Linked DNA regions of Homo sapiens: region 2 is linked to region 1. The links are chromatin loops, found by intact Hi-C in ENCODE. Cell type or tissue: sigmoid colon. All regions are shown on one strand. Links, peaks and the distances in the headings refer to the core of each region. The heading gives the core; the rest is flanking DNA. Region 1 holds the start of LOC124903929 (a long non-coding RNA gene). Region 2 holds the start of ADPRM (ADP-ribose/CDP-alcohol diphosphatase, manganese dependent).

Region 1 (16,676 bases), core at 5,041-13,040:
AAATAGAGCCAAGGGGAAACCTGAATATCTAGGTGAGGAAAACAAGTCCTGGAAATGGTAAATATATAGATAAATACAAAAAACTCTTTTTTTCTTTTTTACGTTCTTTGACTGAAAAAAAAGGTGAAACAATGTAGAGTGGGGCTTAGAACATATGTAAGAGTAAAACTTATGTCACCAATAGACAAAGGATGGAAGGGATATAAGTAGGATAATACTGCTGAAAAAACCTTACATTGCACATGAAAATAATGTTAACTCATAGTAATGGTAGATACTGATAAATTAAAGAGACATAATCCCTAGAGCAACCACAAAAAGAGTTGTTTAAACTTAAACAACTTAAGTTTTAAATTACTTTAAAAGCCTATAGAAGAAGGGTGTCCAATCTTTTGGCTTTCCTGGGCCACAATGGAAGAAGAAGAATTGTCTTGAGCCACACATAAAATACACTAACACTAACAATAGCTGATGAGCTGAAAAAAAAATTACAAAAAACTCTCAATGTTTTAAGACAGTTTAGGAATTTGTGTTGGGCCACATTCAAAGCCATCCTGGGCTTCATGCAGCCTGTGGGCCACAGGTTGGACAAGCTTGCTATAGAAGAAATGGAATCCAAGCAAAGAACAAAACAACAATAGCAGCAAAAACTTGATTAGCCTGAAAAGGATCAACAAAGAAACAAAAAACGGAGGGACCAGCTAGAAAATAAATAACAAGATAGTAGATTGAAACTCAACTATATAAATAATTACATTAGATACAAGTAAAACAGTGCAATTAAAAGGCAAGGATTGTGAGACTAGCTACAAAAACAAGACCTACCTATACGTTTTTGTAATTGATGCTTTTTAAAAATAAAGTCATAGACAAGCTACAAGTAGAAAGATGCAAATAATCTACCGTGCAAAATCTCAAATCCCTGACTAATATTGTTGGTTGCCAATCCAGAATTCATTCTCATTCCTTTTCTTGTTTGCCTACCTTTCCTAAAGAAGCTGGAAATGTTAACCATTCATGTTACTAGCCTCTCTTGCAGCTAAGAGTGGCCATATAATCTAGTTCTGAGGTAGAGGTATGAACAGAAACTTCCTGACACTGCATTAGCTTTCCTGATACATACGATACATATAGCTAAAATCCTATATCTCCATTAACCCTACCTCAACTATAAAAGTGATGCATGGCACTATAGTAGATAACTTGTGACTTGAGGATCAAGGCCAATACAATGACAAAGATGCTGGCTAGTATATCACTGAGCTGCTTCATAAATACTTCATCCCTCTTATTTGGTGAGAAAAATATACGCCACTTTGTTTATGTGATATTAAGTAGGTATTTAGTGTTTTAAAAAAGCAATCCAAATTTCTAAGTTTAATACAGACATGAAAGAGCATTTTCTGGAATCTACATCTGTATATGATCTGTCTGGTATCACATTTCCCACCCTGAATTACACTCAGATGATACATTTTCACAAAATGATGATTCTCTGGAAAACAAGGTATGTCACACCCATACATGAGTTCTCTGCCTCCTGAAGGCATTATTATGTCATGCAAAAGAAAAGGATGTAGGCTCTAAAAATGAGTGCTTCTCACAGATGTCCCTTTAGTTGCCTGTGTTTTGCTCCGGCTGCTGCTGCTCCTCCTCCTCCTTGGTTTCTTCTCTCTCTCTCTCTCTCTCTTTTTTTTTTTGGTGATGGAGTTTCGCTCTTGTTGCCCAGGCTGGAGTGCAATGGCACAATTTTGGCTCACTGAAGCCTCCACCTCCAGAGTTCAAATGATTCTCCTGCCACAGCCTCCTGAGTAGCTGGGATTACAGGTGCCCACCACCACACCCAGCTAATTTTTGTATTTTTAGTAGAGACGGGATTTCACCATGTTAGCCAGGCTGGTCTTGAACTCCTGACCTCATGATCCACCTGCCTCAGGCTCCTAAAGTGCTGGGATTACAGGCATGAGCCACAGCACCCAGCCTCTTCTCTCTCTCTCTTATACCAGCCCCACCCCCCATGCACAAACACCAGGGAATTACAGACTGGGGAATTAAGACCTATTGCTTCCCAATTTCTCTGAAACAGCTTATTTGTCACTTAATTGTTAAGCATCAAAGCTATCTACAATGTACCCAAAAGAGTCGAGATACAACTAAGGTTCAGAATAGTTTTCTTCACTATGTCCACATAAATGATTGAAAATATTTACTTAAGAAATAGAAGACTTCTGCTCCAACAGCCTACATTAATTTCCTCATTCCCTGAATGCCAGTTCATCTATTAAACATGAAGTATTTACTATCTTTCAGAACCCTAGGGACACAAAAAGGAAATAGCCACTGATTTTCAGAACCCTAGGGACACAAAAAGGAAATAGCCACTGATTTTCCCTTTCAAACGTTTTAGAACTTTTCCAAATTCTTGTCTTCTAGTTTTCTTTTTAGGCAATCCGCTGTCATAATTGTTTTTAACACTGCAGTATTGTGACCTGTTTACATGTACTTTCTGCCTTACTTAACCGAACTGATAAGGAAAAGAACAGAAACCTATTCATGTCTGTCTCCAATGACTAGCAATGTGGTTCTCACTTCATGTTAGCTAAACACTTTAAGGAATTGAATACATTTTGAACAGTGTTTATATCCTCAAAGAGGGAGAATTAGAAGAATTTGAATAATCATAAAGCTACTATGTTATCATTTTCTTTCAATTTGTAAAAGAAGGCTAGTCAAACATGACTTATTTAGATGGTTAGAGTATTAATTTTAAAAGTAAGAAGGCAATCCACATTTGCAACTCCTCAAGGAGAACAGCAGTATGAAAAAGATGTATCAGAGCGAACCAACTAAAGAATCCCTGAAGATAGAGTGAACTCAAGAAACAGAAAACAAGTTTAAAACAAGTAAAATCAGTATTCTCAGAGACCTTTGAGAGACTATTACACCAGACACAACCATACCCTCTTATTAATAAGAAATACAGTCTGGCTGTGGGGCTCACACCCATAATCCCGGCACTTTGGAAGGGCGAGGCGGGTGGATCACCTGAGGTCAGGAGTTCGAGACTAGCCTGGCCAACATGGTGAAACCCCGTCTCCACTAAAAATACAAAAATTAGCCAGGCGTGGTGGCACAGGCCTGTAATCCCAGCTACTTGGGAGGCTGAGGCAGGAGAATCGATTGAACCCGGGAGGCGGAGGTTGCAGTGAGCCAAGATCATGCCATTACACTCCAGCCTGGGTGACAGAGCGAGACTCCATCTCAAGGAAAAAAAAAAAAAAAAAACATAAGAAGAAATACAGGTCTTAGAAAATAAAATATAATAAAAACAAAAACCAATGAAGAGCTGAATACTAGAATAGACCAGGTTGAAGTACAAATTAGTAGACTCTAGCCAAAAGGATAACAGATCCAAATTATGAGAGAAAAGTTAAAAGCCACTGCAGATAGTTTGAGCAAAATCGAATATCCTTCTAATGAGAATTCTAGGAGCAGGGACAGAAAAGGACGGAATGAAAAAAAATCCAAAGTCATTTACATAATAAAGACACTGAATACCTTATGAGGATATTTGTCATTTATTCCTCCAAAAATTCAAGCATTTAATAAACGTTTATCAAATGTGAAGAACGATGGTAGATACTGCATATGCAACGAAGAGTAAAAACAGACACAGTCCCTACTCTCATGGAGCTTATGGTAGTAGGAAAAATAGATATTATACCTAAACACATACGTACATACATAAAATGCACATTTGCAGTTCTGATAAGAGCAACCAGGAACAGGTAAATGGTGTTATAGCAGTGCAAGCCAGGAGGGTGCCCAGGTAGCCAGTCAGGGAAGCAGGGGACAGGCTCACATTGAAAGAACCTCCTAGGGGGTGGCAGATGGTACATGTGAAGACAGCATTCTAAGAAGATGGAACAGCTTGTGCAAAGGCCCTGTGGCTTGGCACAGGACGAAGCCAAACGAGGCCTAGTGTGGTCGGAGCTCACAAGATAAGGAAATACATGAAATATGTAAATCCCAAGTAAAAAAAGCAAATATTGCCAGTTTCCGAAAAGCAAGACTAAAGGCAGTTACAAAGAGAGATTAGTATTATACTTCTCAGCTGCAAAACTAGGTGTCATAAAACAATGGAACGATGATTTCAAAGTGTTGAAGTTCAGATAATTTGAATCTAATTTCAATGTGCTAAGGAAGTAATGCTCCATTTTTTCCTGTGATAATGGCACTGTGATTATATTTTCAAAAAGTGCCTTTGTCTTTTTGTCTTTCAGAAATACATAAAAAAAATTTACTATTTATGGATTAAATTATGTGATGTCTGTGATTTGCTGCAAAATAATCCAATGCAGAAGTGTAATAATCCAGGTGGAATGAGTGGCAGGGACAGGTTAGATAAGCCAAGAATGGCTGAGGGATAAGTAAAAAGGGTTTACCTTACCACCCCCATATATTTGTATTTGTCTAAAATTTTGCTATAATAAAAAAAGTTAACAAAAAGAATTAAAATAATTATATCTAGAATAATAAAATAAAGAATTTTTTCAGAAATATAAACACTCATAGAATTTGCCAACCAAATATTCAATCTGTTTTTAAAACGGAAAGAAGACTACCAAAATAGAAACAAAAATAAAAGCAAAAGAAGGAAAGAACGGAGGGAGGGAAGAAAGGAAGAAAAACAGGCAGACAGGCACCCAAGTAAGTAAGCAAAACAAAAACAAAGTTTAAAAAAAACAAAATCGAAATAATTATTTAAACTGCGGTTGTGAAATGCAATTCAATTATTTTTCAAGGATTCCTAAGAAGTAAAAACAAACAACCACCAAATATACATATGTGTATTTATGTATATATATTCTATAAACAAAATGATACAGAAAAGCAGAAAAAGTGCTGAACAAAGATAAACTATATGTTTATGATCAATAAGAAATCAGGACTAGAAATATTAGGTAACAGATAATACAAGGCAAAAAAAAAGCATCAAAACAGATAAAAACAAATACTGCATTTTGGTAAAAACTATAAACCAAAGTAATAGCAATCATAAATTTTTTTGAACAAAAATAAAATACAATAGAGAAACATTTAAAGCAAAATTCAAAGAAATAAAAGAGAGTTTGACAAAACTACAATTATGACAAAAGACATAATAATTCACTAAGGTTTTTAAAATATAGAGCCAAATAGTAAATAAGATATATAAATTATACACAAAAACAGGTAGCCATATAAACATAAAATATGTATTTTCCAAACATCTATAAAACATTTAGAAAAATCAGTCATTAAGCCAGAAAAAAATATCAATAAGCCTCTCAATGTAGAAATGGTAACAGGAGCTCATTCTCAAATTAAAATACATATTAGTGAGTAACAGCCAAAATCATAACTGTCTGGAATATTTTCTAATGTAAACATAAAAACTCTTCCAAGTAATTTTTATGTAAAATAGGACATTAAGCTAAAATTACACATCATTTAAAAAATAATAAAACAAACTCCTGCTATATTTCAAAGTCTAGGAGATGTGGCCAAAGTCTAACTCAGAGGAAAAGTTATCAACTTAAATACATTTGTAAGAAAATAAGAATGAACGAAACTAAGTCTACATAAAAGAGAAGGATGGGCCGGGCGTGGTAGCTCACTCCTATAATCCCAACACTTTGGGAGGCCGAGGTGGGCGAGTCACTAGGTTAGGAGATCGAGACCATCCTGGCTAAGATGGTGAAACCCCATCTCTAGTAAAAATACAAAAAATTAGCCGGGCGTGGTGGCACGCACCTGTAATCCCCATTACTTGGGAGGCTGAGGCAGGAGAATCACTTGAACCCAGGAGGTAGAGGTTGCAGTGAGCCAAGATCACGCCACTGCATTCCAGCCTAGGCGACAGAGCAAGACTCCGTCTCAAAAAAAAAAAAAAAAAAAGAGAGAGAGAGAGAGAGAGAGACAGAGAGAAGGATGGAACTAATGGAAATGCAAGGAGATTCCCATTGAATACAAAAAAAAAAAAAAAAAGACCTGAAAATCAAACCCAAACCTTGTTTACTGAAAAGTCCAGTAAATAAAACAGAAAAACTGGTCTTAGCTAAAGAAAGTAAACTCACATGAGCCCACACAACATCAGAAATGGCAAAGCAAAAGTAACAAGAGTTACTGTGAAAACTTTACAACTAATTTTTTTTTTAAAAACACTATGTTCAACTTTATATCAATAAATTCCAAGCATTAGATAAACTAGACAAAATTAGCTCAGGATATAATGAAAATTAATGTGTCAGTAGCAATGAAGATAATGAGCAGATAGGCAAAGAGTGACTTTCCTCAAAATGCACCAGATCACTTGATGATGGAGTTTGATACAACTTTTAAATAATATATATCACTTTTGTTATTTAAACCACTTCAGAGCATAAAAAATGATTAACAAAAAATTCAGTGATTTTTAAGTCTAGATGATAAAATGTCTTGTAATAAATATAAGGGAAATCTCAGAACTCTATGTTTGGCTCTCATACCTAAACCAAACCAAATTTTGATGGGAAAATATCTGAATAAAATGTTGGCAAACAAATTATCAGTGTAGTAATACAATAAAGCATCAAGGCCAAGGTGAATTAATTCTAGGAATGCAGGGAAAGTTCAAGAATGGAAAATCAAAATATGTTATATAATTCATGACATAAAAAAGAAATATCGTATGATCATTCGAAGTGCAGAAAAAGTTATTTTTTAAAAAAATCTTTTTTAAATGTCAATATTGTAATCTGAAAAGTCACTTTTTAGTAAAAAGCCATTTTTTTGTAACCTGTAAAGATTAACTAAGTGATGTGTCCCAGAAGACATTTCTATAAGGGATGCCTGTTACCGCTATATTTCTCTTTTTTTAAAGAGGTCGGAATCAATGTAATAAGAAAAAAAAGAAGAGAAATAAATATTGAAATAGAAGAGGCATAGCTGTCATTCTTTGCAGGTGATACGACAGTTTACTTACAAAATCCAAGGCAGTCAACTGAACCACTATTAAAACTAGGAAGAAAATTCAATAAAGTTACAGAAAAACACAGAAAAATCAATAACTTTCCCCACATACTGGCAAAATCCAATGAAAAATAACTCCATTTATTTAATAAGAAAAATGATAAAATGCCTTGTAATAAACACAAGGGAAGTATCAGAACACTAGGATTAAAAACTGAAAATTTTGCCAAAGGGACAAGAAGGAAAGTCTGAACAACTGAAAAGACATATTTCTGGATATGAAAACTCAAGATGTTTAAAATGTCAATCTGCCCCACATTAAGCTATGAATTCCATTCATGTCCCCTTCTAAAATCTCACTGATTTATTTAAAAATAAAACTTGAACAAACTGATTCTAGAAGTCATAAAGAGAAGTGGATGCACATGAACAACCAGTAATATTTTGTAAAAGAATCTGATGAGGGGTGATTTACACTTCCAGACATCAAAATGGATTATAGAGCTCCAATTGAAAAAACGAGCATGGGCCAGGTGCAGTGGCTCACCCCTGTAGTCTCAGCACTTTGGGAGGCCGAGGCGGGTGGATCACCTGAGGTCAGGAGTTCGAGACCAGCCTGGCCAATATGGTGAAACCCCGTCTCTACTAAAAATAAAAAACAAAATTAGCCAGGCGTGGAGGTGGTCAGCTGTAATCCTAGCTACTTGGGAGGCTGAGGCAGGAGAATTGCTTGAATCCGGGAGACGGAGGTTGCAGTGAGCCGAGACTGTGCCATTGTACTCGAGCCTGGGGAACAAGAGCGGGACTCCATCTCAAAAAAAAAAAAAAACAAAAAAATGAAAAAACAGTATGGAATGACGTAAAAGTACACAGTGAACATGTATATATTCACAAATATATATATAATATATATCTTAGTTTCCTACCTTATTTATAGACCAAAGTAATTTACAGATTCATTTTAAAATCTAAAGTTTTTTCCCCCAATATAGACATTGAAAGAAAAAAACATGCAAGCATATTTTATAAATTTGCAGAGGGGAAGCTCTTCCTAATGTGACAAAAAAATACTCAGCACCAATAAAGGAAAAAATGAACAAACCCAACTTCATGAAAATTTAAAATGTTAATACTTTGAATCATGAAATAGGTTATAATCAACTATGGAAAAATATTTGCAACTTAAATAGTAACCAAAATGTATCTATTTTCTAAAATACTCCTAAAAACCAATAAAGAAACAAGGGCATAGTCTGTCAGTTTGGTCCACAGGGCTGTCAGTAACAGCAGAGCACAGAGTTCAGTTTGAATGGGACTCTCTGAGCTGTTCACTGGGATGATCACAGCACAGTCTCTTTTCACTGACTCCCAGATACCTCTTTTGCCTCTCTATAATCTATTCTATGCACAGTTGTAAAAGATATTAGTATATCTTTATTTTCAATAGCATTACATCATTCTCTACCTAAAAACCTTCAGTGGCCGGCCATCCAACCCTGGTCCTTCTCTCTCTCTCTCTCCGTCTTCATCTTACTCATCTCTCCTCCAGCATCACCAGGCTCTTGACTTGCTGGTCTTCCCTAATCTCCCTGAGTTCTCAGAAAGATTGCAGAGATTGTTGCTGCTGTTTGGAAGGCTTAGCAACACCACCTCAATTTCCCAGTTGTCAGCTCACCCTGTTGACCTGGCTGACTCCTCCATACCCTTCAAATCCCTGCTTAAATGCCGCCTCCCCAGGGAGGGCTTCCCAAAAGGTAACGGTTAAAAGAGATGCCCCTTTTAATTTCTAGTTTAGCTTCCATGTATAGCTCCCACCTTCATAGTTTGCTTCCAATTTGCAATAATTTTGTCTGTCTGATTACTCGTTTCTGGATATCATGTCCCTAGAATACCTTTACTAGAACAGAGAAAAGAATCCATCTTGTTCGCTTTTCTATCCTTAGCAGCTACAGGAATTCACAGTATGTAGAAAGGACTCAAAATGTTGTTGAATTTAAAAAAGAGGGTAGGAAAATAATATGAATAAGCTATTCATAGAAGACATATAAGTGGTATTTAAACACATGAAAAGAAAAGCAAACTAAACAACAGTGAAATACAATTTTTAAAACTCAGATTGGAAAAATAGAAAAATTCTTAACATTCAGGGTTACTGAAGTTATAGAGAGAGGTGCACTACCAGATACTGCATGAGTATATACTAACCCAATAATTTTAGAGGCAATTCAGCTTTTTGAAGTGGTGTGCTAGGATCAGATGGAATTGATTTGAACTGGCTTACACAAGTCTGTAGTTAAATATTTAAGAATATTTTTTAGAGGAGTTGGTAGCTTGAAGTTGCCCATGGTGGGAATTTTTACACCAGGGAAATTGGCAAATGGTACAAATCAAATCGTTGTTTTTGTTTGTTTGTTTGACAGAGTTTATAAGCACATCAACGCCTTTACCTATAAAAAGAAAAAATGGGAGTAATTTTGATCTAGCATTCTATACAAATTTTGCACAAGTGCACAAGGAGAATATATATTGTTTTTAAAAAACGACAACCTAGATGCCTATATGCTCACTGGTAGGGGAATGATTTGATACATTTATTCCATATTATAAAATGACCATTTAAAAAGAATGAAATAGAACTATGGATACTGCCATAGCTTATTCCTGAATAAATAAAGAAATTGGGAGGACATCTATGATATTACTTCATTTTGACAAAACCATATATGCTTATATTGTTTTATATGTGTTTGGACAAGGTCTCTTTGGATGCTTCCTCTTAAAGGTAGTGATCCCTTTGGACAACTAAGGAATCATTGATCTAGGAGTAAAAAAGGAGGTGAGTGGTATATTTTGCTTTTTAGCCTATTCATTTATAGATGAAGTGCGTTTTCAAAGCAACAGATATTATTTTCAGAAAAATACAATCTTAAGTAACTTTTGTATTAAAGAGGTAAACAAATTGACTAATTAAAAACCATAACAAACAGTGAGAATAATACATAGCAAAAATTACAAAATGTGAAAAGGGTTGTTATAAGAAGGAAATTCATAGTTTTTATAATTTAATAATTAAACAAAAACATGATAATAAATTAATTAAGCCCTCAACACAGTATATTAGATAATAAAACTCAGGGAAATGAAGAGAAAAGGATTAATGGATAAAAGTGGCAATTAATACATTTAGAAAACATGTAAGTAATAAATAAGTCCTAAACTTAGTTCAGTGACCAAAAAAAATAAGTAAAGCGTTATAATTTCTGACATATTTTATCAACAAAAGAAAAAATAACAGCTGGGTGTGGTGGCTCACACCTGTAATCTCAGCATTTTGGGAGGCCCAGGCAGGCGAATCATGAGGTCAGGAGTTCGAGACTAACCTGGACAACATGGCAAAACCCCATTTCTACTAAAAATACAAAAATTAGCCAGGCGTGGTGGCACATACCTGTAATCCCAGCTACTCGGGACACTGAGGCAGAAGAATCGCTTGAACCCGGCAGACGGAGTTTGCAGTGAGCCAAGATCGCCCCACTGCACTCCAGCCTGGGCAACAGAGTGAGACTCTGTCTCAAAAAAAAAGAAAAGAAAAGAAAAGAAAAGAAATCTAAATATCTAGCTAGCTATCTCTAGCAATAAGAAAGAAAATATAATTAACAATGGAGAGATTAAAACTCATCAGAGTAGTTATATGAAAATGCCAATAAAATGGGTGTGCTATTTTTTAAAGTATAATTTAAAAAACATAAAACACTGTTGATTATGAAAGAATTTTCCAAATTTGTTCCCCCACAAAAGAGGTTTTGAAGCTTCAAGGAATGCCTTATACTTATGCTGCTAAGGAAAAAAGAGGTAAGCATTCCAATTCATTGGACTAGTATTGTGTTACAACAGATTTGTAATACATTTTCCAATGCATTTTACTAGTATAGCCATGACTCCAAGACCTGCCACATCATATAGTAACAAACAAGAAAATCTCACCTGCATAAATGCAAAGATTCCAAAGAAAATACTTAGTTTCCTGTCCACACAACAGCCAGAGGTGATTTTTTTTGTTTGTCGGTTTTTTTTTTTTTTTTTTTTTGACGAAGTCTTGCTCTGCCTCCCAGGCTAGAGTGCAGTGGTGCGATATTGGCTCACTGCAACCTCTGCCTTCCAGGTTCAGGCGATTCTCCTGCCTCAGCCTCCTGAGTAGCTGGAACTACAGGCGCCTGCCACCACACCCGGCTAATTTTTTTTTTTTTTTTTTTTTTTTTTGAGATGGAGTCTCGCTCAGTCACCCAGGCTGGAGTACAGTGGCGCAATCTCAGCTCACTGCAAGCTCCGCCTCCTGGGTTCACGCCATTCTCCTGCCTTAGCCTCCTGAGTAGCTGGGACTACAGGCACCTGCCACCACACTGGCTAATTTTTTCTATTTTTAGTAGAGACAGGGTTTCACCACGTTAGCCAGGATGGTCTCGATCTCCTGACCTTGTGATGCGCCCACCTAGGCCCCCCAAAGTGCTGGGATTACAGGCGTGAGCCACAGCGCCCAGCCTAATTTTTGTATTTTTAGTAGAGACCAGGTTTCACCATGTCGGTCAGGTTGGTCTCGAACTCCTGACCTTGTGATCTGCCCACCTCGGCCTCCCAAAGTGCTGGGATTATAGGCATGAGCCACCGCGCCCAGCCCAGAGGTGATCTTTTTAAAGCATAAATATGATCTTGTCTGTTCCTTGCCCCTAACCCTCTAAGAGCTTCCCATCTCATTTAGAATAAAGTCCAGAGCTTTCCTCTGGCCCACGAGGTCTTTCATGATGGGCTCTAGTGACCTCATTTCTTCTGTCTCCTCATGCTCCTTCTGTTCCAGCCATTCAGGACTCCTTGATGTTCCTCAAACAACTCAACTGCAGGCCAGTCTCAGGGCATTGCATTCTCTGGCTTTGTCATTCTCGACCACCCTGAGCAGCAATTTTGATCATCTTATATCCCCTAACCTGCATTATTTCCCTTCATACAGTTTGCCATTATGTGAAGTTATACAATGGACTTAGTTGTCTATTGATTGTCAACAGCCTTGGGTTGACAGCAGTATTATGACACATATGTAAACAGATTTTGCTCATTCTGGTAGTCTCAACCCTAAAACAGTGCCTGGCACACAGAGTCATTATGAATTTGAATATTTGTTTACCTCCTCAAGTCAAGACAGTAAGAAAATAGCATGTATAATGGAGACTGTCCATCCCAATCCACTCTCCCCATCTTCTGTGGTATAACTGCAGCCTAACACACATGGCTAGCCAGACACACTCCACTCCCCAGCCTCCCTTGCTGTCAGATGTGGCCATGAGCCTAGGATCTCACCTAAGAAAGGTGATTAAGTACCATGAGCCACTTCTGGGCTGAAGCCTGAAAAGTGCTGGATGTCCTCATGCTGCAGTTCAGCTTTGGCCATGCAGCTGAGGACAATGCCTCAATAAGTGAGTGAATGAATGACCAAATCCCTTTTCTTGACACTTATATTCCAGATTTGAAAATGGGGAAAGGAAATCCAAAATCAAGATAAAGCACAGAAATCTCTCTGTACAGGAAGAACCTTAAAAGAGAAACAAGCACTTTTTCTAAAGTGAGCTGCCAAAGTTATCACACAAAGCCGGGGCAAAGCAAATGCTTGCATAGGGAACATCTATTCACTTGATTTAATAAAGAGCTAAAGTTATTGACAAACCACTCTGTAAATTATTGATGATGCCTTAGAGTATGGCCACTGCACAGAATTCAGTTATCACCCACAAGAGGGTAAAAATCTAACATCAGAAGTTAAAACATCAAAGCATCAGAAAGTAAGAGAACAAAAAAGGAAAAGCAGGGAATGGCCCAATCCAGGTTCTCAGGTTATCTTCCTGCTTCCAAAAGAAGAAACACAACAGATTGGTCACTGATAAGATGGATCTCCTACAGAATAGATACAGGTTCCACATGAGAAACAATCATATTCATCGACTGAAATTATTACAGAAAACAAGCTGCAATTAGGCCCAACTAGTAACTTATTCTCCCTAAATGATGAAGGCCAGTTCTGTATAACTTCTGCCAGCAAACACTTGCTTCATGTGGAGTGGGGCGTGTTGGCTTGAGCCTGTAATTCCAGCTACTTGGGAGGCTGAGGCAGAAGGATCCTTGGAGTCTAGGAGTTCAAGACCAGCCTGGGCAGCATAGCAAGACCCCATCTCTAAAATCATTTTTTAAATTGGCTAAGCATGGTGGCATGCACTTGTAGTCCCAGCTACTCGGGAGGCTGAGGGAGGAGGATTGCTTGAGCCTAGGAGTTTGGGGCTGCAGTGAGCTATAATGGTGCCACTGCATTCCAGCCTGGGTGACAGAGCAAGACCCTGTCTCAAAAAAAATTTAAAAAGCCACGTGGATGATTCGTGCTCCACTGGCAGTGCCCAATCTTTGGAAGTTTAGTATCTGGTGAAAGTATGAAACTGAGAGCCTACAGGTTTACCGAACTAATTTGCCACTGTGCCTTCCAGTCTGACTCTGAAAGGTTGCCTGTTCTTCCCTTTACATAACAAAGCATTTTCTTTACAGCTGTTGCCTGCATCGCAGCCACCGAGCATGGAGAGATTCCCCTGTGGATACTTACCCAACAGAACTCAAGTATTGGTTGCAGCCTGAGCCCTGGGCAAAGATCAGCTGTGAGATCGCAGAGTTTCTTTATTAAAGAACAAATCATGCTGGACAAACTTGATTGCTTTTTGGATCAGCTTGTGAAATGAGGAGGGCTTAGCGAACGTAGCCGATCACAGTATCTGGGGTGTTTAGTGAGTTATTTAATAAAGCACTCTGGAAATTGTACTGGGAAGTCTGAGATACTGTGGCCTTTGGTAGAGGGGAAAAGAGAAAGCTCCGTTGGTATCCTTGGATGCAGAAGGGAGAAAACCACGCTCCTGCCATTTCCAGGAGGTTAATTTGCTGCATTCCTGTGCACATATGAGGTTAGGAGGAAGGGTTGGGCAGAGGCAGATGTTTGTGTGTTTAGGGAGCTGGGATCACCCTGATGGAATTCTGGCAGTTTGCTTCTTTAGCTGTGCCTTCTCCACCCTGGCATTTCTGCCTGTTACATGGCCATCTTCCTGAACAGAAATTGTGAAAAAGCCAAAACACTAAGGAAATTCAGGGCAGATGGTTCGTCCCTCTGGACTGCAGGTTTCTCACCTATAAAATCAGAGATTGGGCCAGCATTTCTAAAGGCCCCCTAACCCTGCCCTTCCATGATAGATTTTGGTGACCTGGGCATCAACCTCCCTAGTGCCCACTTCCTTACCCCACCAAAGTCAGACCATCAGGACAACAGCTCAGACACCAAACTCCGCTGTATTATTTGGAGGCACCGGAAGAAACTGCCTTTTTTCTAGTACACTCCTTTCATTTGCTTGTTGATACTAAACACTTCTTAGTTATTCTACCTTCAACATTCTCATCTGTAAAATGAAAGGCTGGGCTGGCATTTCTAAGGGTCCTCCAATCCTATCTATGTAACAATTTTCGTTATTCAATATCCCTTTACTCACATTATTTTTCTCCATAGCATGTACCATTATGTGAAGTTATACTATGAATTGGAATATTTGTTTACCTCAAGTCAAGGTAAACTTCATGAGAGCATAGACTTTATGCAAACAGCATGAATGATGCACACTGCTCAATGTCCATCCCAATCCATTCTCCCCGTCTTCCATGGTAGGAGAACAATAACCTGACACACAGGTGGCCAGACACACACTCCATTCCCCAGCCTCCCTTGCTGTTAGGTGTGGCTATGTGCCTATGAGCTCAACTAAGAAAGATGAATAAGAGTACTGTGAGCCACGTCTGGGCTGAAAGCTGAGAGATGATGGACCTGCTTCCTTCCTCTTGCTTTCCTCTTCCGATAAGCTGGAGAATTGACACTGGAACCCAGCTTTGGCTATGCAGACACGGACAATGACTTAATGAAGGCAGGCGAACAATATGGAAGAAACCTAGCTCCCCAAGCTAATGCATGGAGCAGAGCTCATTGTCAACCTGAAACTCAGATAGTTGTGTAAGCAACAGTTATCTCAATAGAGCCACTGCATTTGGAGATCTCTTGAGTAGAGCAACTTAGACTCTAACTGGTACAGACAACAGAGTACTAAATATATCCCTAAAACTTAAAGTATAATAAAAAAAAAAGAAAAAAAGAAAAAAAAAGAAAACAAACAAACAAAAATAAATAAATAAATATATGGCACTGTCTTAAAGGTTATTTTGCAAAGAGATATAGAAGAAATAAAATTTTTCCACTGGGGGGTTGCGAGAAACAGGGCTTGAAATGCCATCTGCTTCCATATTCTGAACATCAGGAGATACACTGCTTTCTTCAAAGCCTTCTTTCAGAGGCATCTTTTAGGCAAAGATCAACTTAAGGATGTTGCCTTCCCTTTCCACCAACTCCTACGGCTGGTTTTGGATGGGACAAGTCACCATGGAAATAAAGGAGATGGGGATAGGTCAAAGAAGCAAAGGATAAAGCAGATTTAAGAGCGATGTCTAGGAAAGAATACTAAGTGCAGTTGCTGGAACATGGAACTGACAGGAAGCAAGTAGACCAGAAGCCTATTAAGTCATCTGTGGGAATTTATTGCCAAAGAAGGACTGGACTGGGCCTGAAAAAACCTGTGACTGTTCTGTGCCTAAAGCCACCACAGCCCTTATCACATCCAAAAAATAAGCAAGTAACGAAGTTTTCAGACTCCAAAGGGCGGGCTCACCAATGCCCACTCAGGTGCAGTCACAGAGGACACAAACGAAGACCCCAAGGATGAATACAGTGGACACAGTATATCATGGCCATAAACAAGGGCATGCTTCCCAGAGAGCGGAACCAGGGTCTCAATCAGAAACCTCCTCCACTCTCAAGGCAATTTCTACCCAGCAGAAGCCCATCATTGCTGTGGCCCAGCTCTGTGGCCCTCCTTCTCTTTTCTCAATGGAAACTGTTCTTGTGAATTGTTCGGCTCTGCTCCACCATTGCATCCTGTATGGGGAGGTCTTGGGGAGATGGATGAAGGCTTGTGGTGGGGGAAGGCTGAGATCACTTACTTTCCTTTTTCAACCTCTGGATCGGGAATCCAGACCTCATGAGAGGAGAATTGCTTAAGATCCAGGGATCCTGAACTCAGACCTAGGTAAGATCAACCTAATTAGTGGTATATGGTTTGCAGTGAATAAGCAACAATTTATAAAACACTTAGTACACTGTCAGCATTCAGTAAAATGAGCTATTTTTTCAGGTCTTCATAGCTGATGAGGTTTGGTGGGGTTGTTTGCTTTGGGGCACGGTGGCAGATGTCCTGTTTGTAAGAAGAAGGGTACGCACAGGCATCTGGTGTTCAGAGGCGCTGACTATGACAGTGAAGACCACTAACTGCCCACAAATAATGCCTTCTCCCTTTCTCTGTGGTAATAAAATCAGAGCCTGGCCATCAGCTGGACAGTCCACCCCATCTCCCAGCCTCCCTAGCTGTTGGCCTCCGCTCCGAGACATAAGCAGACGTGATGGTGCTACACGCAGGTGGAGGCTCGGGGCAGGGTGGGCCTGTCTCCTCCACTCTCTGTCATGCCCTGAGGGCTGAGCACAGACTGTTGTGGTCCAGCTTGGACCACAAAGA
Region 2 (16,300 bases), core at 585-8,584, 610 kb after region 1:
GCACCTTTCTGGTGAATCGTCACAGCATGACTTGCCATGTCTGACTTTGGCATATCCTTCAATGCCTCTGCTTTTGCTATTTTACTTGATATACTCTTCCCCACTTATTCAAGCCATTTTTCTTCATTTTGCATGTCATCCCCAATCCCTTCGAACAAAATTAAATTCATCCTCCATGTTCCCTCAGTCCTTTCTTTGTGTGACAGCAAATTTCACACACTTGAATCATGGATGTCTGTCTAATTCATGGTAAGGTCTATGAGTGCAAGAGTACATTATAGTCACCTCTGTGGTCAGCTGAACAGTGGCCCTCAGAGAGATACATGTCCTAATCCCTGGATATATGTTACCTTATATCACAAAATAAATTTTGCAGATGTGATTAACCCACCCTGAGATGGGGGTTACCTGGATTATCTGGTTGGGCCCTGAATGTTACCACAAGTGTCCTTGCAAGACGAAGGCTGAAGTAGATCTGACTACAGACAGCAGAGAATATGATACGACAGTAAAGAAAGATTTGAAGATGCTACACTGCTGGCTTTGAAGACAGAAGAAGGGGCCATGAGCCACAGAATGCAAGAAGTACAGCTCTGGAGGCTGGAAAAGGATTCGTCCTAGACCCTCCTCAGGGAGCATGGCCATGCCAACACCTTGGTTTCAGCCAAGTGGAAATGATTTCAGACTTCTGACCTCCAGAACTGCAAGAGAACAAGTATATGTTGGTTTAAGTCGCCAGGTTTGTGGGAATTTGTTACAGCAGCCATAGAAAGCTAACACTCCTTTATATCCCTATAGTGCCCATGTATTCAACAGGCATGCTTATTTCTTATAGTTGTTTAGGCCCTGAATCAAACTTTCTCCACACCTGAATAGTCCCCATTTGCCATCTAATGTTTCTACACATAAGCCTTAGCATATATGAAAACGGTGTTAAACATGTCCCATTAGTGTATAAAGGGAGTCAGTGTAAATTTATTTACCTGCTGTAGCTTCACACAGCAATGGCTGGTGGCCCAAACAGACCAGGCCAGGTGGCACATGGCTGCACTGCCACTTGGTCCTATGAATCCCAAGAGGACTACATGACTTTTCTGGAGGCCCTTCTTACAGGGATGGGAGTGCCACACGCTTACCCGTGAAATAACTATTGGTAATTTTGTTTACAAAATGGGAATACAAGCCTATAAAAATCCAAGTATAGGTGTTCTGAGCAGAAATTGTCCAAAGCTCATTTACACAGCAGGGTGAATAGAAAAAGCTTACCTGAGCTTATATGCTGAACTTGAAGTTACATAGTTAACACATGTGAATACAATCTCCTTGTAAAAAGTTAAAAAAAATCAGGTAGGGCCAAATAAGATCCCTCATGAGGACTATATGCCCCTTATGAGGACTATACACCCCTGCCTCAGTTTCCTCCCTGGTTTGTTTCTAACTTACAATGGATACATGATCCAAAATAACATTTCTGAGTATTTTATCAACCATCACACACTGAAACTATAAATACATTTTGTTATGCAAGCTGAATACTAAACAATGAGACAGAGGATTTTTATTTTTTTGTTTAGGAGGGACAAACACAAAGCTCATTTTCTATCAAGTTAAAATAAATTAGACTAACAATGGAAGGCTCTTTCTTTCTTGTAATTCATAATTCTATCTGGAACTCTGCCTCTCCCTTTCAACATCATTTTGTCAGGATAGACATGAACTGTGCCAAAGGCTTGGCTGTCTGGAGCTGTTTCAATAACTCCTTCTAGGTTGACGTGGTATACACCAAAAGGATCCTCAGAGTAGCCACCATCATGGGTGTGACCAGCAAAGAAACACACCACACACTCATGAGACCAAATGACTGCCAGGGCATCTCTGTAGTTCCAGGCCAGGCACACATTGTCAGAGGCGTCCGGGTAAATGGGAAGATGGCCTGTTAGTTAAAGAAAAGAAGAGTTATGAGCCAATTAAGAAATATCTCTTCTATAAAAATAAATGGCTAAAAGCTAGTACTCAGAAAAAGAAAAAAAAATTGCTATCTCATTATGCAAATGAACTGAGACCAGAGAGAATTCACACACAAGAAAACTAGGCCATCTACAGCCACATCTCTGGAGCATAGAAGAAGGGTAAGACAGTTCACATGAGGCGCGACAGGCTGCTGTAGAGGCAAAACCCTGAATCTCTGAGGCCTACGTCATCTCAAGTTGCCGAAACACCGAGGAAGATCAAGGGTGTCCTATGCAGGGCAGTCTGCAAAGGCAGCCTGAAACTGGGCAGATGCTGTGCTGGAATCCAATCCAATTGATTTCCTTAAATATGAATGTTATATACACAGAATGATGTAACACTAAATAAAAGAACAGGCTGGGTGTGGTGGCTCATGCCTGTAATCCCAACACTTTGGGAGGCCAAGGCAGCCGGATCACCTGAGGTCAGGAGTTCAAGACCAGCCTGGACAACATGGTGAAACCCTGTCTCTACTAAAAATACAAAAATTAGCCAGGCGTGGTGGTATGTGCCTGTAGTTCCAGCTACTCGGGAGGCTGAGGCAGAAGAACTGCTTGAACCCGGGAGGTGGAGGTTGCAGTGAGCCAAGATCACACCACCACACTTCAGCCTGGGTGACAAAGCGAGACTCCATCTCAAAAAATAAAAATGTAAATATAAATAAATAAACAAACAGTTTAGGCATGGGCCATGGATTATGTGTCATTGACATAAACAATGCCTCCGAACTGATTTATGGGACTTTAAACACTCATGAGATCAAGGTAGCCATACCCACTTTTCAGATGAAAAACTGAGTTAAAACAGGGAAGATTTATACTGGCATCCACAGGAGATACGTGGAAGTAGAGTTAGGAGAAGTTCTAATTTCTGACAGCAACACATCTATGATCAAGCCACGGTTCTCACTCTGAAGTACAGCTCACGTTGCATCTTCCCATTAAATCACTTTTTGTCTATTACCGTTCATTTTTATTCCAAAATTTAAACATGCTTCTATTTAATATCTGTTTGTAATACAATTTTTTTTTTAAAGTGCATACATGTGCTGATTACCACCTTAGGGCTAAGCGTCCAAAGGCGTGTGCTGCTTTCCAGCACCTCGAAGCCATATTGACTCATCTATCAAGTCCCTGCAGCATTTGACGCCATTAGTTGTTCCCTTCTCCCTGAAACACTTGGATTCCAGGACACCACTGTTTCTCCCAGGGGTGTCTTTCTAGTTTTTCCCCAACTTCAATGGCCACTAATTTCCAGTCTCCTATGCTGGTTCCCCCTCATTTCCCCAACGTCTTACCAGGAGTGCCTGAATGCTTGGTCCTCGGACTTCTCTATTTATACTGAATGCACTGGTGATCTCTTAGTGATTTACATGCCTTAAATGTCATCTACACTCTTTCAACTTCCACGTTTATTATCTAGCCCAAATCTCTATTCTGAATTTCAGACTTCTAATGTCCAAACTGCCCACTCAACATCTCCACTGATGTCTAGTAGGCATCTGAAACTTCTATTTCCAAACCTGAAGCCCTACCCTCTCCACTCGCACTTCTCATCCTGCAGTGTCCCCTATCTCAGCTAATGGCAATTCTATCCTTCCAACTGCACGGCCAAAATTCAAAAGGTATAGGATGACCTTGGAGTAGCCATAATGAAAGTTAAAAAGCAAAAGAAAATTTTTTTATTACACTTTAACTTTTAAACTTTACTAAAGAAAACTTCAATCATTCCGTTTTTAAAAGTTTGCTTTTCCAGTTTCTAGGCTTACATCAAATGGTAGAAGAAATGTAAGAGACTGCTAAATTAGATAGGTGTACCGCCATGAGTAAAAAGAAAAGGGAAGAACACAGGATCACATGGGAAAGGGGATGGAGACATAAAGCATGGATTCTAGTCTCAGTGCTGTCAGCAGCTCCATGATTCTGCTATGCAATTCAGTCTCTTTGGGCTTCAGTTTCCTTATCTTTAAAATTCAAAGGTTTGGCTATATGACTCTAGCTTCCTTTCAGCTCCAGAACAGGCTGAGAGTGGAAAACTTAAAAGCAGACACAAGTCAAGAAGTATCCTAGTTTCTGAGACCACTTATTATAGAGCCAAAAGGTGTCACATCATTCCAACAACCCAAGGGCACTCATCTCTTCCAACCCTTGAATGACACCTGGTATTCCAGTGTTAGCAGAAACACTTCTGCTCCTTCTACGTGTTTTTACCACATCAGTGGAAGATTAGTAAGTAAAAACTACCTTTACAGATAGAAATATAGTTTTATATAATCAACTATCTGAATAGCCTATCATTTTCAAAGGTTTTTTTTTTTTTTTTTTTTTGAGACGGAGTTTCACTCTTGTTGCCCAGGCTGGAGTGCAGTGGGGTGATCTTGGCTCACTGCAACCTCTGCCTTCTGGTTTCAGGTGATTCTCCTGCCTCAGCCTCCCGAGTAGCTGGGATTACAGGCGCCTGCCACCACGCCCGGCTAATTTTTGTATTTTTAGTAGAGACGGGGTTTCACCATGTTGGCTAGGCTGGTCTCGAACTCCTGACCTCATGATCTGCCCACCTCAGCCTTCCAAAGTGCTGGGATTACGGGCGTGAGTCACCGTGCTTGGCCAGGGGTTTCATATTCATAATTTCATTAGATACACTACTGAGAACACTGCAGTTTGTAGGTTTGCTATTTGCCCAGGACTACACAGTTCATATAAACCAGAGCCAGAATGGCATCCTGTCCTTCCAGCTCTCAGTCTAGCCTTCTCACCTGTTATCCCACATCAATTCTAACTCTAAACCAAGGGTTCTAATCTCAACCTCCAAACCAAGTCTCCCAGCCATGCTGCAAACCCAAATTCAGTTCCGTGTATGTTTTCACGTGCCCATGCGCACATACACGCTTGTATGTTTTAAGCACCCCTGGATTCCTACAATCTCTGATGGCAGTGTACCCATCAAAAATGATTCTATATGAAAATACAAATCTAACTTCCTTGTGACTGTGTGGGAGGCACAGCTTGCACAGTGCTCAGTGCCAGCCGAGCCTGTAGCACACATGCCCTGTGATACCAGTTTTGCTGCATCTGGGCAGCAGTGGCCTCTGTTTGGTGGCCACTTTGCTGATAGGCAGGTCTCTAAGGCTGAGATTTGGTATGGTCCCCTAACTGAATTTCTCACTTAGAAATTACTTCATTAGAGTTTATGAAACTCAGGGCTTCCCTACCTTGAGGAAAGGATCCAAGCCCTGGTAATGACTTCCACTAACAAATTGTTTAGTGTGGTGTCAAGCTCCTTTATAAGCTGATTGCAACCTGGATTCCACACTTTAGAATTCAGCTTGGTGTTTTTTGTTTGTGCTTGGTTTTATTTATTTATGTATTTATTTATTTATTTTTGAGATAGGGTCTTGCTTTGTCACCCAGGCTGGAGTGCAGTGGCACAACCTTGGCTCACTGCAACCTCCACCTCCCGGTTCACGCAACTCTCCTGCCTCAGCCTCCCAAGTGGCTGGAACTACAGGCACGCACCACCATGCCCTGCTAATTTCTTTTTTGTATTTTTAGTAGAGAGAGGGTTTCACCATGTTGGCCAGGCTGAATTCAGCTTGTTCTTAATTTTGAGTCAAGTTTCTTGGTAATTTTTATGTCTTAGTTATCATGGTGAAGTCATCTCACCTTTGGGTTCTTGCTTCTCTTATGGAGAGAAGGTTCAAAAAACAAAAAACAAAAGAAACTTAGAAAAAGCCAAACTTCTGGAGTTTTTATTTTTGTATTAATGTCAATATTCTGCTTGTGATATTATACTAAAGTTTTACAAAATGTTAATGTTGGGGGAAACAGCAAAGCATATAAGTGATTGCTCTGAATTATTTCTTACAAATGCACGTGAATCTACAATGATTTCAATAATAATATTAATGTTTAAAAAAGAAATTACTTCATAAACTGATCTCATTTGAGGAAATTCGACTTTGAACCTAAAAGGCCAACTCACAGGCTCCAATATATGGCAAGATGTTTCTGTTATTTACCTTTTCCTGGTTCATCCTTAAATGTTAATCTTATATTCAGGTGGTTTCTCAATAGAAATTTTTAAACTAAGTGTCCATTTTATAGAAAGAGGATATCGAAACACAAATATTGTTAGTATGCTTTAACGCCTAACTTTTCCCAATCTCTAAAATGTTAGTGTAATCAGATAAATTAAATACTTACTCACAATCACCACCTTTTCTTGGTTTGTGTCAGAGAATGTTAGCACTTCATTCAACCAGTTTAGCTGTTCTTGGCTGAATCCTCCATTAAACTGGACAAACTGGGGCTCAGAAAGTCCTGAAATGAATTCAGTAAGTTAGCCCCATCAAGTCATTTTTCCCCTCATTTGGACATTCAAATTTAGTTAATGTAGGGACACTTGTTTTTTCTTTAGGAATATCTGATTAGCAACAATCAACTTAAAATAGGAAATCACAAGCATTTAGAGAAATATATATATATATATCACACTGCATCTCACTCTTGACAGTCCCCTGCTTACTTCGCTGGCTTTCCATTATATTAAAAATGCAAACTTCTTAAGTCCACTCAGCCGCTACATATTCTTGGCCCCGTTTACACTCTAAAATCACCTTGTACCCCACTGGCCCTTTCCTGTGCTCTTCAACAATGCTCAAGTCTTACTCCATTTAGTGCCTTTGCAGGTTTTTCCCTCAGTCTGCTAACTCCCTATGCCCATTCATTCCAAGGGAGACTCCTCCTTGTCATTTAGGTCTCAGCTTAAATATCTTTCTCCTTGGAGAGACCTTCCCTAATCACCTAATCTAAAATAGCAACCCTAATCCTTTTCCGTAACACTCTATAACATCATACTCTATTTCCTTGGCAGCACTTACGACCGTGGAAATAATCTTGTTTCTGTTTCATTTATCATCTGTCTTGCCCACGTACTGTGTTTGTTCCCTCCATTCCATCCATCAAAAAAGTAATATTGTTAGTATTGTTTACAGCTCGGAATATCTACCCCTAGAAAAAGTGCCTGGCCTAAAATAGGCATTTAAAATATCTGTTAAATCAATCTTGAATCAACTGTAACCAATCCATGTGAGAAGGCTTGTGAGAAATCCTGACCCTGAACAAGTGACAATATACTTTTACCTTAATTGTCCATCTTCCTGCTGAATAAAAGGTAGCTGAAGAATTTAAAGACAATCTATTAGATTCTCAGCTCAAAGGAATAATTCACCTTGAGGACTATTCAGTTCCGTATTTGGATTGTGCTCCCTCAATATCTTCATACACTGCTCGTATTTTGGAGAAGACTGATCCACGCCCAAGACACTCAAGTCATATGCATCAAGTAAAATGAACCGGAATTTAGGGAATGGTACAAAATGATAAGCATAATAATCTTCTGAAGGCATGGTCTCAGGATGATGTACAATCTGATCTTCTAGAAACTTAGTGTTAAGTTTAGAGTGTGTTAAATACTCTCTACTGAAGTTATAGAATTCATGGTTTCCCCATGTATGATGAACTGGAACTTTAAGCCTCTTGAACATGTCCATAACAAGTTCTAGGGACTTTTTGGATGCATTATACTGTGCATTATATCCATCGATGATATCTCCAAGCTGAAGGACACAACAGGGCATGCTGCTTTCATTATTCCAGTCTTCAATGGCACCCTGTAAGTGAAGAAGACTATGTCTGTAGTATCGCCGCCTGGTTCCTTGGAAATTAAAGCCATCTTCTAAGTCTGCAAATTGAACATCTGCGATGACGCCAAAGGAGAAAAGACGCTCTGAACTGTCACTTAGGGCTTCAGGATTGGGTTTATCATCCATAACCTCCAAACAGGTTTCTAAATAAAGTAAAAAGACGATAACTAAATTATAAACGTTTTAATTTCCCAATTTCACTTAAGAAAATGATAAAGGGAATGTTAAAGGTTAATTCATTAGGCAGCTTGGTACAGGAAAAAGTACGTGGGCTTTAGAGCCCAACAGTCTTAGGTCTAAACTACTAACCCTCTAAAACACTTGCTTTCTCTTCTGTAAAACAGATGATAAACTCTTTCAGAAGAGTAACAATTTACAAAAGGTACTATCCTATCAATAAATAGACATTCTAATGCTAATAAAGCCCAATTTAAATCTGGAATAATTGCTAATTTTTAAGAAATACTCATTTTAAACACACATGCACACGCACACACATATACCCCTGTCCCACAAACACCAAATAATTCTATCAAAACTTCAAGTTTTTTTTTTTTTTTTTTTTTGGAAAGCTGTGTATTACATTCATTCACTGTATGTACTTTGTAAAAGGTTCCTGTTATGGGTTATTTTGTGTCAGGCTGAATCTTTTCTCTTCCTTGGTGGGTAGGTCACCCAGTTTCTCATATTTTATATCTGAATAGGTGAGTGGGAGGCAATGCAGATATGAAAGGAGAGGAATAATTTTAAACAACAACAAAAATCCAGCACAAAAACTAACTGACATGACTATTATCATTTCTGTGAGCAGTGGTTCCCGGTTCTTCAATAGCTGGGATTAAAATTTGCTTTGTTTGTGGTTTTTGTTTTTGTTTTTGACAGGGTCTCACTATGTTGCCCAGGCTGGTCGTGGACTCCTGGGCTCAAGCAATCCTTCCACCTCAGCCTCCCAAGTAGCTGGGATTACAGGTAAGAGACACCACACCCAGCCCTGGATCCTAATTTGAACCAGGATTTTTTTTTCTTTTTAACTTGAATATTAAGCTACCCCACAATCAAAACCAAAAATATGAAATCTTTTCTTCTTACAAATGATCTCTGCCCTGCCTCAGTGGCCAAAAAGAGCAAGATTTAAACTTGAAAAAACTATTATTCGATTGTTTAAACTGTAAATTATAATCTCTTAAAAGAGCCCAGAACGCTAATGATTCAAACAAAACTCAAAGGCCAAGATTCTAAATTGTCAACGATTTTTGTCATAAAGACTATAGTAATAAACTGTTGCTGTGGTGTCTGAATTATTTAAAACCTAAAAATTCATTTGACTTTCTAAAATTACTTTCAGACTCCCCATCTCTAGTCATTTGACAAATATATCTACAGAGTTCCTACTTAATCCTCTGTGGACATGTAAAATCCCAACTCTAAGAGTACTCCTATAAGAGATGAAAAGAACAACTCCACAATTGGAATAAGGATAAGACTTCAATTTGACTTATTTGAGAATTAGGGGCCTCTTTTCATCCTAAAACTGTTGTTACTAATGATACACTCTTTAATCCACCTAATTATGAGTTTCAGCTACTTTCTTCCTTAATCTGGTTGGGTATAACTAGCCCTAAAATAGGTAACAGCACCAGAAAGAGATGGAAATCCTTAAACATGGTGTTCTCATACTTTTTTTTAATTTGCCCATTTCTTCCTGCAGCCCCTACCTGAAAATCTCATTAGATATCAAGTCAGTATGTATGAGGGTGTATAAATGAGAGGTAATCTGATTTGAAAAGTGGGTAACTTCAATACAATTACAGGACAAAAATCCATCTAAGTCAGTTTAAAAATCTTTAGCCTTATGTTAGGTTTCAAATATTTGCGATTCCAAGTTCAGATTAATAGAAGAATCAAATCAGAAGATAACTTAGCAAGTATATAACATGAATATTATCACCAAGGTTGTATTAACCTTGGTGATATTAACCATTAAGGTTATATTAACCATTAAGAGTTATATTAACTCTTAAGAGAAAACTATTTCTGGGGGTGATCTTATCCCCTGCCAAGTGAGCTTGTTTTTATCTTTAAACTCAGAGCCTTTATGGTGATAATATGTATTGTGGATCTCCTAGAGGGGATTTAGTCCCAATGAATTGGATCTTCTCTCCAGTGGACAGCTGTTATTTTTGCCTACCCAGCATTCATTTCCTGTTCTTAAGGTGACAGCACCCAATTTTTCTCTAGGCATTTATCCAATTCCCCACTCTCAGTTCTTGTGGTCTGACCTCCAACCCCATTCACTGGCTGGGGAAGTGAAATAGCAGACACATGGCCCAGACCTGGCCCGTAAAAACCCAGTTTCCTCTGGCCAGTTAGGGGTAGGCATGTAACTCAACCTGGGTCACAATAAGCATCAGCCCTGGGACAGGCACTGCCACTACTACAAACGCTGATAAACTAAGGCTTCAATTTTTGGAGAAAATGAACTGACAAGAAATCCAACATAGAAAGAAACAATTCTGAATGATGGAAAGATGGAGATTTCTGAAAACATTAGTTGAATACCTAAATTCACCTGTCCCTGCTAGAACACTGGTCATTTAGTTACACATGTCAGCACATAAATTCTCCTGGGCTTAAAGCTAAATCAAATTGATTTTCTGTCATTTGATACCAAAATCCTCTCAAATACACCTTCCACTGGAACAAGTTCAGTTTAGAAAAACTCAAGGCTATCCTAAGAACTGGCAATTTTTAAGGAAAGTTAATGTGGAGAGAAGCACCAAGGGGCACACACTTCAAAACAGCGATGTGTTCTGGGGTAAAAAGAGAGATCCAAAGTGTTGAATATACATGGCTTTTAAAAATAAGGTTAGTATCTCCTTATCCAAAATGCTTGGGACCAGAAGTGTTTTAGATTTCGGACTTTTTCAGATTTTGGAATATACTTAACAGTTGAGCATTCCTGATCTGAAAATCCAAAATCCAAAATGCTCCAATTAACATTTCCTTTGAGCTTCATGTTGGTGCTCAAATTTCTGATTTGGGGCCATTTCAGATTTCAGAAACATATTCAGGGAAAGATAGGATCAGAAGTGAGTACGGCAGTGCAAAAAGAACCAGGTGGTCAGGGAATTGACTCTCCTGGCGAGTTTAGCCTTTCCTTTCTTGGTTCAGGGACATGTAGGGGGAGCTCAGAAAGATTGGTCCTGGTGAACAGAGAGATCAAAAACTCAAAGCCACCTCCAGTGAGGAAACTTAGAATTAATAAGCATTCTAATGTCAGGAAATGTTTTCAAAATAGCTCCCTCCCTCCATCAAATACAGACACACAAAAAAATCAGTGAGTACAGGATAATTGTGGAAGCTAGAAATGGGTGCATGAAGTTTATTCTAACTACTTTTATGTGTGTTTAAAAATGTACATATAGGCCAGGCGTGGTGGCTCACGCCTGTAATCCCAGCACTTTGGGAGGCCAAGGTGGGCGGATCACGAGGTCAGGAGATCGAGACCATCCTGGCTAACATGGTGAAACCCCATCTCTACTAAAAATACAAAAATTAGCCGGGTGTGGTGGCAGGCGCCTGTAGTCCCAGCTACTCAGGAGGCTGAGGCAGGAGAATGGTGTGAACCTGGGAGGCGGAGCTTGCAGTGAGCCGAGATCGCGCCACTGCACTCCAGCCTGGGCAACAGAGCGAGACTCCATCTCAAAAAAAAAAAAGTATACATAAAGTTTTTTTAAAAAAGAAAATTCAAAACTTTAGAGAAAATCAAATCTGGAAAAATTAGAAGACCTAAGGAAATATTTCGCTTTTGAATAGAAAGGAGAATGGCAAGTTTTTAGTGAACTTTGTTTTCAAAGTTTGCCTGCACCATTTATTACATGCTACGCTGTCTAAGTTTTAAAGAGGTATTATGAAGTGCTGAACCCTTTGAAATGAAAAACCCAGAACTGAATTATAGTCCTCGTGTTTCCTGAAGCAAAATAACCCTCAATAGGTTATCGTGAGCTTCAACTGAGTTATGATCACAGTAAACTATTACTCTGTAAATCTCTAAACCATAAAGTACTATACGCATGTTAAGAAAATAATTTTAAAATTATATATCTGAAAATCTGTCTAATGAGCCTCATAACTGAAACTACTGCAACATTTTAATAGAAGAGAATAATGTAGAAAAGTTTACAAGAGTTGCTCTCAAAATTCCTATCATGTCATAGTACAGGATAAGCAGCCAGTATTTTGAGAAAACTACCTTAGGCATGAGAGATTTTTTTTTTTTTTTTTTTCCTGAGACAGGGTCTGGCTCTACTGCGCAAGCTGGAGTGCAGTGGTGCGATCATGGCTCACTGTAGCCTCGACTTCCTGGGCTCAAGTGATCCTCCTAATTCAGCCTCCCTGGTAGCTAAGACTACAGGCATGTACCACCACACCTGACTTTTTTTGGCTTTTTTTTTTTTTTCTTTTGTAGAGATAGGGTTTTGCCATGTTGCCCAGGCTGGTCTCAAGCTCCTGAGCTCAAGTGATCCACCTGCCTCAGGCCTCCCATACCCAAGGATGCTTAATTACTGAAAAGTTACTACAAGATCATACTAATAGGGTTTTGCCATGTTGCCCAGGCTGGTCTCAAGCTCCTGAGCTCAAGTGATCCACCTGCCTCAGGCCTCCCATACCCAAGGATGCTTAATTACTGAAAAGTTGCTATAAGATCATACTAATAAAACTTTTCCAATACTTAAGATTGGCAGAAGGCTGAAGTTCCTTGTGGAAAGCCTTCAAGCATCAATAATGAACTTGTAAAAGAAGTAGCTCTACCCTGAAAAGAGTATGATTTCTTCACTCTATTGTCAAAGGTGAAGGGGGCAGCAGGGAAAGTCTAGAGATTAATAAAGAGAGACTTTGTTAGGAGAAACTATTGTAACAGAGGCTCCTAGCCTAAGGGTGCAGCATATGTTTTCTACGCAGATACCATACCAAAAGGAAAGTTAAGTTGGGGCAGGAAATGTTTGTGGTTAGGAGTTAGGCACAAGGGGCAGGGGCCTGGAACAAAAATGAAGTAAACACATTAGGGTGCTGGGAAGTTCACAAAAGTTAGGGCCTAGCTGTCCCCAGTCAAACCAGCCTAAAGTTATGTCAAGAACAAAATCTGATCACTATTGATAGAACCAATATCAGATGATACTAATCCATGCCCTGCTTCTCTCAAGAAAAATATCTAAATTGGGGCCGGGTGTGGTGGCGCAAGCCTGTAATCCTAGCACTTTGGGAGGCCGAGGCGGGCAGATCACGATGTCAGGAAATCGAGACCGTCCTAGCTAACATGGTGAAACACTGTCTCTACTAAAAATATATATATTTTTTAAATTAGACAGGCCTGGTGGCACGCACCTCTAGTCCCAGCTACACGGGAGGATGAGGCAAGAGAATCGCTTGAACCCAGGAGGCGGAGGTTGCAGTGAGCTGAGATCGCACCACTGCACACTCCAGCTTGGGCGACAGAGGGAGACTTTGTCTCAAAAAAAAAAAAAAAAAAAAAAGAAAGAAAAGAAAAATATCTAACTTGGAAAACAAAACATAAACCTCATTTGGTGACTTTGGTGGTTTCACAGCAGTAATAAAAGTGATAAGGTCTATAAGGGATAACACTGTAGGCGCCTTCTGGCACTAAAGTTTCATGGGTCCTTGCCATCAGGCTCAGGTGTTACTAGCAATTCATCCAAAATGCAGTTATAAAACACCTACTTTGAGCCAGGAACTATATTTTATATTTATTTTATTTATTTTTTAGAGGCAGAGTCTTGCTTTGTTGCCCAGACTGGAAGGCAGTGGCCCGATCACAGCTCACTGCAGCTTCAAACTCCTAGGCTCCAGTGACCCACTCACCTCAGCCTCCCAAAGTGATGGGATTACAGGCGTGAGCCACCACATCTGGCCCCAAGAACTGTTTTCAATGATAGCATTTTATTTAATATTATAAAATTAATATGAAGAAGTTGCTACTAAAAGAAGCACTTTAGCAAATAAAATTTAATAGATCAGGTAGAAACACTGACTTCAATCTTAATTTGGGTGGCTGATCAGGTAACCTACAATTGGGCAATCAGAGATGAACAATAATTTTGTATGCTATCTGCCTGACTACACAAGGTACTTTTATGTCTTTTTGTCAATTACAAGAAAAAATTATCCCTGGGCAAACAAATACACAAAGATAAAAGAGCAAAAATCCTACCCACAGGCAACTATAAGATAGAAAAAAATAGTTTGATTAACGACTTGAAGTGCTGAACAAACATTTAAGAACTTTGGCAGAAATTTCTGAAAATTCTAGTCCAACCGCGAATCAAGAAACACAGGTAACACTATGTTCCGTTACTGGGTTAGAGAACAGAACAGTTGGCTAGTTTGGCTAACTCATAGAAAACAAGCAAACCAACCATGCTCTGGTCCAACAATCATCAGAGCACGAGTTTCTCCTACTCAGAGTCGGTCCCATGGGGGAAAAAAAAGCCACACAGGAGCGGGATCTGTAGTTAAGGAAGATAATTAGAGGACGATTTTCCTTTTTTTATTTCTCTGTATTTTGTAAAGCAACCACCGAGGTAGGGGCGGGGAGGGAGTGGTTAATATTGCGGATATTAAGATATAAATAAAGGCAGATGAAATGAAGTTAGACTTTCACAAAGAACGAAAAACCTACGAATGCTCTTGGCCTCATTAACAAGGAACATAAGCAGTTCCAGATGAGGAACCCATAACAAACTTCAAATAACGAAACTGTAGGGAGCAAGGGAGTCCGTGAGAGTATTTTAAGAAACTGGGACCCAGGAAGACTAAGTTAACGGATGGGATATCATGCTGTCTATATTTCTTTACACACTGCTATGCTTTATTAATTAGGTTACATTATAATGTTAAATAACTAGAAGCGCTGGGCATTTAAAGTTCTTCCAGACCGCCCTAACCACTCAAATTATCCTAATTAGCAATTTTTTTTAAGTTAAAGACTATTTCAATCGCAATGGGTCGGTTTCTATTTCAAAGATGTAAAGGAGTCAACATTCTGGCACTTCCTCTTGGCCGGCAGGACGAGGTTGACAAAGTCGGCCAGACAAGGTAGGGTTATGGGGGCTGCCCAGTCCCGTGGGTCTCTAGGCAGTGTGTTCTCTCTTCCGAGGTGGGGGTGTCCCCGGCGCGAGGAGCTAGCTGTGGTCACCGAAGCCCACGACCAAAGCGGGGGCCCCCAGCGCTTGGGGCCGCCTTGCCTCGGCCCAGCCGCGCACCTGGACCCCTAAGGCAGCCCCCTTCCCGGCGCTCCGCTGTCCCGCGGCCCCGCAGCACCGCCCAGCCCGCGCCAGACCCGCCTCCAGCCGCAGGGAACTACCTACCGTGCGCCGGCCCCTGGGCTGAAAGGCCTCTGACTACGGGCTATGTAACAGCGCCACCAACGAGCGGGACGGACAGAGCGACTCCTTCCGACTTCCGGAGGAAGCGGAACGCTACCGGAAATCGCGGGGAGGGTCAAAGGAGACCCGGTCTCCGAGGCTCATGGCGATGCTGGTCCTAGTACCCGGACGAGTTATGCGGCCTCTGGGTGGCCAACTTTGGCGCTTCTTGCCTCGCGGACTCGAGTTTTGGGGCCCAGCCGAGGGGACTGCGAGAGTCTTGCTGAGGCAGTTCTGCGCGCGGCAAGCGGAGGCGTGGCGTGCCTCGGGGCGCCCTGGCTATTGCCTGGGAACCCGGCCCCTCAGCACTGCGAGGCCGCCACCCCCGTGGTCGCAGAAGGGCCCCGGAGACTCCACGCGCCCCTCGAAGCCCGGGGTGAGTGCACACCTGGAACCCTTCTGGTGCTCGTCGCGGCTGTCGGCCAGCCCAGCGGCCACATCCCACTTGGTCGTAACCTCAGACACTACTCCGCCTCCCCTAAAGTTGTCCTTAGCTTGCGCGCCTTACCTGGGTCATGGAATTTCATCCTACATTTCCCGTGCCTTGCGGGTAGTCCCAGTTCTCCACAGAGAACTTGAGACTTTACACCCTCTCCACGTGGCTGGATGCCCCGACTTGGATTTTATGTTAGCGTTTCCATCAAAAAAAAAAAAAAAATTAAGTTTCAGGTTTTCTTAAGGGTATGAACCTAAAGTTTACCGTGATTGAGAAGTCAGAGGACTTTTATAATTTGTCACTTGAGCCCCATCCAGAGTTCCATGTATACGTTGAAATTGAAACAAAAAGTGGAACTTAGTTATGTGTGGATCTGCCTTTTTCTTGGGGTTCTCTCGAGTTCTAATTCTGACCCAGAAATAACTTGAGAGCCACTACCCTGTGGTAAGAGAAGTGGGTTTTTGGAGCTACGGGAAGGTTAATGAGTTAGGCCTAGTCTAGTTGGCCAACATCATCTTCATTTGGGGAGTTGAATAAGGGTACAAAGAAATAATGGGTGTAATTTGCAAGAAGCTCCACTTTTAGATTCCTCTTCTACTTTGGCATTGTTACTTCTGGAAGCCAGAGTTAAGTTAACCTCCCAAATTTCGTTTGGTCTATTTATCTCAGTATCAGCATAAGCAGATAATTGTTTTTTGTGTGTGTGTT

Evidence for each region. A loop is a pair of places that touch in the nucleus more often than their neighbours do. Peaks named below come from ENCODE experiments on the same cell type or tissue, not always from the same donor. Only the 100,000 strongest peaks of a DNase experiment are listed, where the experiment ranks them.
Region 2: it touches region 1 in a loop (10-fold over the local background); 10 of 110 quality-filtered maps call a loop at or near these places.

Annotation. Positions count from the first base shown.
Region 1 is chr17:11,305,684-11,322,359 of GRCh38, reverse strand. The region is part of intron 2 of SHISA6 (shisa family member 6); the gene reads right to left. LOC124903929 (a long non-coding RNA gene) reads left to right here and starts at 9,734. Exons shown (of 2, transcript XR_007065623.1): 1 at 9,734-9,829; 2 at 13,573-13,839. In sigmoid colon, for the core only: no CTCF peak of the experiment used is centred there; no DNase peak of the experiment used is centred there.
Region 2 is chr17:10,696,467-10,712,766 of GRCh38, reverse strand. It overlaps ADPRM (ADP-ribose/CDP-alcohol diphosphatase, manganese dependent), which reads right to left and starts at 15,173. Exons shown (of 4, transcript NM_020233.5): 1 at 15,100-15,173; 2 at 7,240-7,857; 3 at 6,213-6,329; 4 at 1,209-1,933. The coding sequence starts at 7,840. The coding sequence ends at 1,623. SCO1 (synthesis of cytochrome C oxidase 1) reads left to right here and starts at 15,234. Exons shown (of 6, transcript NM_004589.4): 1 at 15,234-15,532. The coding sequence starts at 15,260. It also overlaps a transcript of TMEM220 not described here. RefSeq lists a silencer at 14,806-15,135 and enhancers at 15,256-15,305, 15,021-15,315, 14,609-15,433, 15,434-16,257. In sigmoid colon, for the core only: no CTCF peak of the experiment used is centred there; no DNase peak of the experiment used is centred there.